3 separate regions of the Homo sapiens genome follow, and all the other regions are linked to region 3. The links are chromatin contacts, found by Hi-C or POLR2A ChIA-PET in ENCODE. All regions are on one chromosome and are shown on one strand. Each heading gives the region's core, a stretch centred on a gene start or an enhancer-like site at or near the end of the contact. The rest is flanking DNA. Distances are from core to core; before and after follow the strand shown. Region 1 holds the start of IL26 (interleukin 26). Region 2 has its middle 39 kb from the start of IFNG. Region 3 has its middle 27 kb from the start of MDM1.

Region 1 (3,681 bases), core at 1,155-3,654, 130 kb before region 3:
AAACCAAGAAAAACCAGAGTTCCTAGACATATCCAGGTTTCCTAAGCTTTTCATCTAGAATATTGTTCGTTTTAGGTTATAACTGTCGCTATGTGTTCTCTAGCTATTTGGGTCAACAAAACCAAATTAGTAATGAAAACCTGACATGGATTTGGGGGTTCTGACCAGACACTCTGTACTGTATCAGGCAAGGATTTAACAATGCAACTTAAATTTAAGAGACTATTTATAGTTACACATGTACTTTCTTCATAAGGTTGTCTTATAGGTTTAAGCATAGAACAAAATTTCAGGCACCAGAACTGGCCCAGAGAATTCTCCCTGTGTTTTGCAAAGAGGTATCAATTTGTAATTTCTTTTTATCAGTGTTGTAATTTTAATAAAATATGAGAGTTTATAAAAAAACATGCAATCCAAACCTAAGTAAGGGTATAACAAACACAAACTAAGCAAAGAAATAGAGAACTTAAATTTGGTGGTTTTTTTTTTTTTTTTTTGCTTGTTTTTTTCTTTTTAACCTAGCCGATCTACTCACACTCATAAAATGCCTCATGTACTCTGGGCTGAAATTTGGGTTACGGAGCACTTTAGTTGACCACAAGAAAAAAACATCTTAACTCTTAAAAAATAAACACCCCCCCCCTCTAATGGCCCAGTGTTTAAGTCTCAGTGACCATGATGCCCAGGATGAAGAGCTCCTTTCCAACTGGCTTCCCAAGGATTGCAATAAGGCTCCCAACCCAACCTTTGTACCATCTGCAAGCTACAACTGCAGGAGGCTGGAGAAAGCATACTTGGACCCCAACCAAGGGCACAGAAAAGCTTCAATATTCCCCACAGAGGCAACTCGACTAACATTGCACAGATTCTGGCTCAGTGTTTTTGTTTTGTTTTGTTTTGTTTTGTTTTGTTTTGTTTTGTTTTGTTTTCTGCACTGGTCTTTATTGCTGTGGAATTTTTCATAGAAATGTGATCACTTTTACCTTCTTAATTAATTCTCCACTGCTTGCTATGACAGTGACCATACTGAGGCATCAAATAATTTAGGTACCAAAGAAGGCATGTCTATCCCTTTTTAAGTTTTTTACTGAGATTATGCCTTAAAAGGGGCACAAATATTTTTTTAAAAACATAAGTAAATAAGAAAAAGGGCATCAGTTAGTTATTATTGTTATGGGAAAGAAGGAAGGAAGGAAAGAGAGAGAGAAAGAAAGAAAAGGAAGTAAAGAAAGAAGGAAGGAAGGAAAAGAAAGAAAGAGAGAGGGAGGGAAGGAGGGTGGAGGAAGAGAAAGGGGAGAGGGAGGGAGGGAGAGGGAAGGAAGGGAGGGAGGGAGGGAAGAAGGGAGAGAGGGAGAGAGGGAGGAAGGGAGAGAAAGAGAGACTTAGAATAGTGTTTGGCACAAAGTTGGTACTCAAGAAATATTAAATGGATGAATGGATTACTTGGGAATCACATAATGAGAGAATGATTTTAAAGTATTTATTTGAAAACCATGTCATGTTACTTTAGCTCTCTTCAGTGTGTTTTATGAGCCATTCTTTAAGAAATAATAAATAGCAGCATTCTGAGTAATGTACAGTTATTTAATGCTATTTCCCTGGTGATGACCTCTCCATTTGGACTACAAGCCAACAATTACAAAGCTCGTTTTACTCACCCTTTGGTGTGAGACAGATTCTTACATGCTGACTTCTAAACAGGTTTCTAGGATCAAATGCACAGTATTTGTTGTGTATACTTACACAGTGGCTCAATTTCTGCCTAAGGCTATGAAAGTCCTCCACAAAGCGTATTTTCTTGCAGCCTTGCAATTGCAGTTGACCAAAAACGTCTTCCATGAAGAAGGACAGAAGCTGTTCTTGAAATTGACAGTTTTTCTAAAAATAAGATACAAGAAATTGCATATGGTAAATTATGAATCGTTTTTTAATGTCCCCCGATCATTACTTAATTACTCTCTGAAAAAAATTTAAATGCAGGGGGAAATAAACATCAAATAAGTGGAAATGTAAAAAAGAAGAAGACTTTCTGACTTACCATAAACTGCTTTTTTGTTTTCTTTTTTAATAATCGTATATTTTTTATGCGGTCTTCCTACAATAATACAAAGAGAAATAAGTTGTATCCAAGATTGTAAATGTCCTTGAGGTCATGATTTTAAGCAGAGCCTAATACTTACTGGAATCGTTGCTTTGAGCCATGCTGCTTTGATATAGAGAGCGTCAACAGCTTGGGACAATGTTCCCCTTGGGTAACAACTTTTGGTGAAGGAAGATTGCTTGTGCTTGGCAATGGCAAGAGACAGAGTGACTAACAGCAACCCACACCTCAAAATGAAATTCACCAGCATTTCCCTTCACCCCACTCAGCGTGTGTCACTCACAGCAGCCCAAGAGATACTAATGCCGGTTAGATGAGAGGATAACCTACTTAATGTAGCCCTCAAAGCCACCAGTCCAATGAGGTGCTGTGAAAGATAATTTACAGTTTATATAGAGGAAGATCACTTTGGTTGTTCTATTTTTTTAAGAGCTTGCTTCATAGTCAAAAAACGCTGATCACACCATCAACTGACATTATTTAAAAGCTCAGCCTTACTGGTAAGATTGCGTTCTCATTTCCAAAAGAATTCAGAATTTCAGTTGCCTATCACAGCAGCTTGCATTATTTTAAAAGGCATGCCAATAAAAACAGGATGATTTCCAGGGGGCTGTGTCATAATTTTTTAAACCCCATGTGAAAAATCTCCTTTTCTAACCAGAATCCCAGAAAAAATTTAACAAGGGGGTAGAAATGGGCAGCCCCAGGAAATCTGCTCACGATTCAAATGGGTCTTGTGTTTATTGCTTGCCACATCCTTCACCCAGCTTCCCCCAGAGGCCATTATTCTGCAGATAGCAGCGAGAACATTTCCAGTGCAGAAACAGTAACTCCCCTTAACATATTCAAGATATGTTTGGAACTGGACCTGGGACTAAGGTCCACAATGTAATAAGTTCTCTGTCATCTCTGTCCAAATTTACCACTCAGACTTTCCTTATAACTCCCAACTTCCAGGAGAGTGCAAATTCCTTGAAGAAAGAGACCGTATATTTTCACCTTTGAATACAGCATCTACCATGGCACCTCATCTAAAGAAGTGCATCCATTATTAATTGAGTAAATACTTTTGTCACATCATGACGTGCTACCATAACTGCTTTATTTTTTAAATTTCTTCCATTCACACATTTTTATTAAAGACTTGCCTACACAAAAACCAGTGCTAGGTATGAGGGAGCCACCAAGGAGGATTCTCCATAAACTCCCATCCTCATTTCTGTCCCAGTTCTTCCTAGACAGTAAATATGGCTCATTCTGGGTAGCAGCCCCAATATAAGAAGAGGGCAGCCCAGAGTCATATTCTGAGAAGCAGAGATAGGTCACTAAAGCCTAGAATGAATAGAGTTAATGTGTATCAGGGATAAGTCAACACTAGAAATCTGGTTGTGAGTTAAGAGAGTCATCAAAACTAGTCAGTCAATAACAAGCATCAGAACCCAAGACTAAATTCCAAATGAAAGCAAGCAGGGCTGTCAAAAAAACAAAAAAAAAACAAAAAAAAAACAAAAAAAAAACAACCAAGAAGAAAAAGGGAAAATAAGAAAAATGCTTGGACTGATGTCTGCTGTTTCAAAACA
Region 2 (3,735 bases), core at 103-2,602, 240 kb before region 3:
TGATCACAGCAGCCCAGCCCCGAAGGTCATGACAGCGCAGAGGAAGACAGAGACCTGGGGAGTGGAGGAGGGAGGAACAGTGAAACCTGACACTGAGAGCTCTCAGAATACTGAGAGAGCAGTTGAGGTAGGGGGTTCCAGTTTTTAGCATTTGGGCAAGAAAAGGAGGGGAGTACACAATTTCGTAATTTAGGCAATTACAAAATAAATAAATAAATGTCTCTATTCTGTAGTCATGCTGATGAGGCCTGAGACATATGGGTCAAAGCCCTCTGTCTCTAACTGCCCCATCCCTCAGATTGCCAAGAGCAATAGGCTTCTGGAAAAAGATTCAAATGACCTTAAGATAGGGTCAACAAAAGTTGTTACAGATGATTAAATGTATGTCTGAAACACTGATTTATGCCATTGGAGTAATTAACTTACCCTCAGGTATCCCCCCTTCTTAACCATGAAGAGTTCTCAATGGCCCCAGGACCCTGACTTAGGCTATGACTTAAGGGATCCCTGGGTGTTTCCAGAAGCTAGGCCCAGCCCAGCCCAGAGTGTCCCACCCAGACCTGCCTCTTGCCTGCTGGAGAAAGAAGGGTTGTTTGACATATCCCTGAACAGAGATCAGCCACCTGAAAGAATTAAAAAGACTTAAGAATCCATCACGTGTAAAAAGATCGTCGCACCATCTTCCTACACCTAATCACAATTGAGTGCACATTTTCAGATTAAATGGACAAACGCTTGACTTCTATTTCATATATATCCATATACAAAAAAAATCAGAAAGTGGTATAGAAATTGTATTTACTGAACATTAAGCACAACCCATTTATTTCTATTTAAATAGCACCAAAACCTCAGTAACATTTAACAGGTTAACAATATAGACTTGAGTCATATTGAGTCTGACATTGAGTCAGACCTAGATTTATATCATGCTCTGCCACAGATACTCTGGTATCTTTAAGCTAATTACATATCCCCAAGCCTCAGCTGTCCCCAACTGCAAGATGGCCATGATGACAGATGAGAACAGATAACTCAGAGTGTGGCTATGAGAACTAAATGATTTAACGCCTGTAAAACATTTAGAAAAATGCCTAGCATGTGGTAAGTGCTCATTAAACATAGCTATATTTAAATATTTCTAAAATATTGCCAAATCCAGATGCTAATGACTAGGGCATCCTAAAAGACAGATTTAGAAAGGAAATTGCTGTCTATATTCTGAACAGTACAGTAACTGTGTTTTGACTTTGTCATTTGCCACTTCCATCCAGTGCTTTTCTGGTAGCATGCTGGAAAATGAACCACAGCACACTAACACCCACACCCCAGCAGCTCTCTAAATCAGTTGTTCTTAAATGAGTCAGCACACACCCAAGCATCTTGGTCACTAGTCGGATGTACACAGGCTGCAGGTTCCCAAACAGACTTCAGCTGCTGCTCTGAGTAAACATTTTCTGGCAGCACACCAAGGGGGCGGGTGGGGACACAGGTAGGCATCTTCTCGGGTCTAGGTTCAGATTTCATATTGAACTCAAAATGAGCTGATGAGTTCAAGGTCCCTGTTTCTGCTAAAAATAAGCCTACACAGCAAGGGTGTTGCACTAAACAGTTTGCCCAAGCTGCCTGGAGGAAGCATCTTCTGCCCACATTGCGCCTTGGTGTAACCAACATTCAGAGTCCCACAGTTTCATGACCACCAACTTCACACAATTAGCTGAGCTCTATGTAAAACTGTTTCTATCTGTTCCTACCTAGATTTTTCTCCTTGAGACATAACTCTTCTTTTTAAATTGTGAATGAAGATATCTGACGTGAGTGCTGGGAAAGTCATGGCAAAAGGCCTGGGTGGAAAATCAAAATGTCATCATTATATTCTTTGGGTTCATAACATCCGAGGAAATAGGTACCTTATACCTTGATCTTCTTAGAAGTGAAATAAAAATAGCCCATCTACCTCACAGGGATCACAATTTCATGGTCCTTTGTAAAACTTAAAAAAAAGGTGTTAAGTATAAAATCTCAATTAATGGAATACTCAGGCAAGAAAATACCCTGGTTTATGCATTTAAGTCTTTTTCTAGCCTTTTGTCAAAAGCTTTTCTAAAAATACAGTCACCCATTAACTAAGTACATTATGATGACAGTTTTTAGCTTTGAGGATTTGGAAGCTTGAAATCAATCAAGCACATTAAATAGTACATGTCTTTTGATTTGTGGTCAATTACTATTTCAAAATGCAATTCTTAACCTCTGGTCAGTTGCTTTCCAGTTAGGGTTTATATTTTAGCTAAGAAAGTTGTTGTTTCCCAGGAATGAAATTGAGCTCAATCTAGTTTTCCATGCACAAATTATAGTAACAGGAACACCGCCATCCCTAGTTTCTAAGGAAGAGAACCAGGCATCTTAAAAAGTAAGGTCCTAGGCAGGACTATAAAGCAAACAATGATGAAATTAGCTTTAGAATATGTTTGGAAAATTTGGCTTACACTAATAAGGTACTATTTGAAAGAGATAAATGTTAAAGGCCTGCATTAAAGGTTTTAAAAATAATCGATTATGTACATTTCAGATAGAAAGACCCTGGCTTGCCAAGGTTTAAAAAAAAGTCAGAAGATCTTAGATGACCACAAGCTGAAACTGAGCCACCAGCATATATAATATGATTGCTAAAAGCAGCACTTTCCTAGCAGTTCCACTGTAGTGCAACAGACTACCACATCTTAAAGAACATAGACAGATGAGATCTCTCTTCTTTCATTTCTTTACTCAGCCCACTGCTTTCTAAGTTCTGCCCCCACCCATCACCACCACCAACTCTGAAACTGTGACTGCCAAAGGTCACCAAGGACCACAGATTGGCAAATCAGTGGACTCATTTCTGGTCTAAGAACTTGCCATCTTTCAGCATCTGACATCGTTGACTATACACTCTTCCTTTGGCTTCTCTGATGCCACTCTCTTGGTTCCCCTAAACCCCTGGCTAGCCCTTTCCAGTCCCCTCTTATCTTCCTGACTCTCCATGTTACTGTGACTGAAGATCCAGTCCTTACCCCTCTTTGCTCACTCTCCGACACTACTTAGTGATCTTAACTGCTCCCATAACTTCAACTGCCACCTGCAGAAGAAGCCCCAGATCTTTCAGTCTAGTCTGGACCCATCCCTGAGCACCAAACCTATTCTCCCCAACTGTGCTTGGATCTTCTCACTTCTCCTGATCTTGCTTCTCCTCTTCTGCCTGCTTTTATACAGTGCTTTTATATTGCCAAATAACACCACTATCCATCCAGTGGCCTAAGCCAGAACTTCAGGACTTCTTCAATTCTCCCTATCCCTTAGCTGCTATACTGAATCAGTGACAAAAATTTGGCCTCCTTTGCTTATTTTCTATTCACTTCTTCTTCCCAATAGCTCACCTCACACTATAGTTTATCTAAGAGCAGGAAGAACCCCTGGTTCTTGTCCCTGGGGGTGTAGAAAGATTATCTGTTAGGCTGCCTGCCTCAAAGCACATCATCCAATGATTCTTCTGAAAAAGTTCAACTTTCTATATGCTACTATAAAAAAAAACTTTAATAAAAAACTATTTTTAAAGAATGTGAGGCTAATGCTGATAGGAAGTGAAAATAACTTCTTTTCCTTGATGTTAAGGCATCTTGTAGGAATGAACCAATATTAAGAACTTTTTCTCAATAACAAAAGAAGAATGACTATTATTTATTCTTCCAACAAATA
Region 3 (3,627 bases), core at 266-2,765:
GCAGGCTTCCCTATCTAGGTAGCTCTCCTTCCACTTTCTCATACCCTATTTTGCAATCCCCAACTTGACTCTAAAGCCTTTTAACACTAATCTCCTTTCAAGGGTCTCTCTCTGTTCCCATCTTGAAGACAAAGAGCAAGAATGCTCAGAAAAGCTATGTTCACATTCAGTATCTATTGGGACCTCAGGAAGTGGCTGAGGGACTATAAATCCAGAGAACAAAATTTTACTGTGTTTCCTCCTTCCAAACCATGTGATCTTGGGTAAGCTGCTTCTCAGATCCTCAAGTTTCTTCTGTAAAATGGCATCACAATGCCTACCTCATAGAAAATTTTTTTTTGAGACAAGTTTCGCTCGTTGCCTAGGCTGCAGTGCAATGGCACAATTTCAGCTCACTGCAACCTCTGTCTCCCAGGTTCAAGTGATTCTCCTGCCTCAGCCTCCCAAGTAGCTGGGATTACAGGCATGCACCAACACACCTGGCTAATTTTGTATTTTTAGTAGAGACGGGGGTTTTTCCATGTTAGTCAGGCTGGTCTTGAACTCCCAACCTCAGGTGATCTGCCTGCCTTGGCCTCCCAAAGTGCTGGGATTACAGGCATGAGCCACTGCTCCCGGCCTTTACAGAGATCTTATGAAAGTTAAAAGTACTTATGAATGTAAAAATGGCTTATACAGGAGCATAACACACAATCAATGTTCAATAAAGTGTGACCTGAACGTGACTGTGAATTAAAAATATTTCCTATCATTCTCACTTTCCTAGAATTTAACAGTAATGAAGTAAATTCTGGTATATCCTGTGATGCAGTTACTAAAATCCTAGAGTAGAACATTATTAACATGGGGAAAATGCTCATGATCTATTACTAAGTGAATAGTATTTTATATTATTTTTGTTTTTTAAAAAACACTCAACACATACACACACACACACAGACACAAAAAGGGTTTTTACCAAACTTTTCTGTACTAAGCATTTATCCTTTTCTATTTAGGGACAGAAAGTTAAAATAGAAATTTTAAAAGGAGCTATGGCAAAAAAAAAAAAAAAAGTATTGTATGGTGGGTCCATCAAGCATGACAATGGAAGGAAGGCACTAAAAGCAGTGGGGAGTGTGGAGAGGGTAAGGAGAAGCCAAGAGTGGGGGAAGGGAGAGGGAGAAAACAGGTCAGAGTGAGGACGAGGTAAGTCAGGGCTCAGAGTCAGAGGAGCCTTGTCTTCCATGCGTTTGTTGCTGGGATTGCCAAAATGCCTGCGGAGATACAGGGTCGCGTCTCAGCCATGCAGGCCACAAACATTCAAAGTTCACTGGGGGAACTGGGAGCCGGAGGAATTCTGAGCCCAGGGGGCTTTAGATGCCCTGATTTTTCTGTCTCAGATCCACAGAAAGGGTGATTTACTTGCCTGCTTACGCAAAAGCTAACAGATGACCTAGATGGCCTCCCATGTGGCTTTCAAGTCTAGGAGACTGATTTACTAGGGTTTTGATTTATTCTCCTCCAATGAGCAAGAAACCAAAAGCTATCACCGCTAGGTGGCATGCCCCAAATACTATTAAACTTTGAAACTGGCAGAAAAGTTGGTATCTCAGGGAATCACACACACTCTATAAGTCAAAAGCACTGCTAGAGGCAACAAGATGATCATAGAAGATTTTCAGTTTCTCACTGTTAAAAACAAAAATCATCAAGCAAAACCACTGTAACAATAACAAACACTCCTTTCCCAAATAATATATTAAATGCGTTTCTCATGGACACATCCTGGAATCCCCCTGGGAAACATGGCCCCCATACCCCTATCAGTGCCTATAACAATCTCCTCCTTTCCCAACCAAAATAAACAAGTGTCCCCTATCATATGCCAAAAGCAGAAGTAGGTCTCTGATGTCATCAAAGAATAATGTACAACCACAGATACAAGATTTGCATGAGCTGAAGTAGGACAAGAAATTCCCCACACAGGATCTATTATGGTCGAGAAAGGACAAGAATGGGACCCAGGCCAGAAAGAATATACTTCTTTTGACCTAATAATCTTCTCTTTCTAAATATCACTGCCACTGTCAGGATCTCTATATTAAGCTAGAGCTGTTAGTCATTTACACCTTAATGTGGATTACTTTTCTCTGCTGTCTTTTCTCCGGAACGTTACATGTCATTGGTTATTCTACAAGAATAAAATTTTAGTTGAATGGCTAAAAAGAGGAATGATTTTAGAGCACATGAAAGGAGTACCCAGAAAGGACAGGACAGGGTAGGGCCTTGAACTTGAGGACTCTGCATATGGCTGCAGAGGGTCACCAAGCTCTTGGCATTTTTGAATGAGGAGAGGAGAGTGTAGATGGAGAAATAATTAAAGGGAAGTGCTGAAAGAAAGGGATGTGGCAAGACACATTTTGCATAATTCATAGATTTGCCTAGGACTATCTGGATGCCTAGTGATGAAATGTGAAGAAATACAGACAATTTGGTATTTTCCAACTATGTAACTCTAACAGGAAATTCCCTGTATTGTCCTATATTTAAATAAATTAAATATATGAGATGTGACAATAAATACAAGGGCAGATTTTTTTAAGCAAACACACATGTATAGACACACAAATGAGTTATTATCCCTTTCAAAGTATTCACCCATTTTAATAATGCAAACCATTTTGGAAGCTCCTCTTTTAAAATTGACACATATCTTTTGAAAACCCAGTGCTAACACAACAGCATTCTTTCTGAAAGTGGATTTCATTTGTTGAAAGAGTCAAAAGTTGGCTGGGTGTAGTGGCTCACCCCTTTAATCCCAACACTATGGGAAGTAAAGGCAGGAGATAGCTCGAAGCCAGGAGTTCAAGATCAGCCTTGGCAACATAGCGAGACCCTATCTCCACAAAAAAAAAAAAAAAAAAAAAAAAAAGGCACTGGCCTGGTGCGGTGGCTCACACCTGTAATCCCAGCACTTTGGGAGGCTGAAGTGGAAGGATTGCTTGAAGCCAGAAGTTCAACACCAGCCTGGGCAATACAGTGGGACCCCATCTCAATAAAAAATATAAAATTTTGAAAAAGTCATTTGGAGCTAAATTTGGCAAACAGAAAGGATGATCAATAAGAATGTTCCATTTTTGGTCAAAACTGAAGCACGACTCAGAAGTATGTGCTCTAGTATCACACTGGGCCACAATCCTTCTTCCACCATTTTATTAGCTCTGTGAACATAAGCAAGTTATGAAATCATTATTTGCCTCGGTTCTCTCATCTATAAAATGCAAATGATAATAATACCTACCTGATAATGTTGCTACGAGATTAAATGACATAATGCATACAAAATACTTACATGGTACTGTAAGTATACGTGGTAAGTAAGTATACACGGTACTGTATAGGGGCAAATGCCAAATAAATAGTAATAATGTTAGTAGTGGCAACAGCAATAATAGTAGAAGTGGCAGCAGCCACAGTAATATGTGGCTTGTAAACCTAAGGAGGCAATTTTTAAAATATGTAGCCTCCCAACTAGCAACTTTCAATAACTGCACCAATTTGCATGTGTATTCTGACATATTTTTAATCTTGTTTTTTTGTTTCTTAACCCATTCTTATTTAAACTCAGATGGCACATATTTTCCA

Evidence for each region. Hi-C counts contacts between places; a loop is a spot of excess contacts on that map. ChIA-PET counts read pairs that join two places held with the same protein, here RNA polymerase II (POLR2A). Pooled maps may share reads with other maps.
Region 1: a map of naive thymus-derived CD4-positive, alpha-beta T cell shows a loop between it and region 3 (12-fold over the local background). The contact joins the promoter of IL26 here to the enhancer-like site in region 3. A Hi-C loop is called at or near these places in 3 of 168 maps with a recorded cell type or tissue (SK-MEL-5, mammary epithelial cell and naive thymus-derived CD4-positive, alpha-beta T cell) and 9 of 50 pooled maps. POLR2A ChIA-PET finds 5 or more read pairs at or near these places in 3 of 52 experiments (A673, HEK293T and OCI-LY7).
Region 2: a loop to region 3 is called in a pooled map, with 2.7 times the contacts of the local background. The contact joins two enhancer-like sites. A Hi-C loop is called at or near these places in 1 of 37 single-sample maps with no recorded cell type and 8 of 50 pooled maps. POLR2A ChIA-PET finds 5 or more read pairs at or near these places in 1 of 52 experiments (activated CD4-positive, alpha-beta memory T cell).

Annotation. Positions count from the first base shown.
Region 1 is chr12:68,223,406-68,227,086 of GRCh38, forward strand. It overlaps IL26 (interleukin 26), which reads right to left and starts at 2,405. Exons shown (of 5, transcript NM_018402.2): 1 at 2,181-2,405; 2 at 2,039-2,095; 3 at 1,744-1,878. The coding sequence starts at 2,351.
Region 2 is chr12:68,118,504-68,122,238 of GRCh38, forward strand. No RefSeq gene overlaps it. Among named protein-coding and RNA genes, the nearest start is that of IFNG, 39 kb to the right of the region's middle. Within about 2 kb of position 1,353, at least 2 of the 41 ENCODE cell types and tissues checked have a DNase peak (open chromatin) inside an H3K27ac peak, as active enhancers do.
Region 3 is chr12:68,357,481-68,361,107 of GRCh38, forward strand. No RefSeq gene overlaps it. Among named protein-coding and RNA genes, the nearest start is that of MDM1, 27 kb to the left of the region's middle. RefSeq lists an enhancer at 784-1,295. Within about 2 kb of position 1,516, at least 13 of the 41 ENCODE cell types and tissues checked have a DNase peak (open chromatin) inside an H3K27ac peak, as active enhancers do.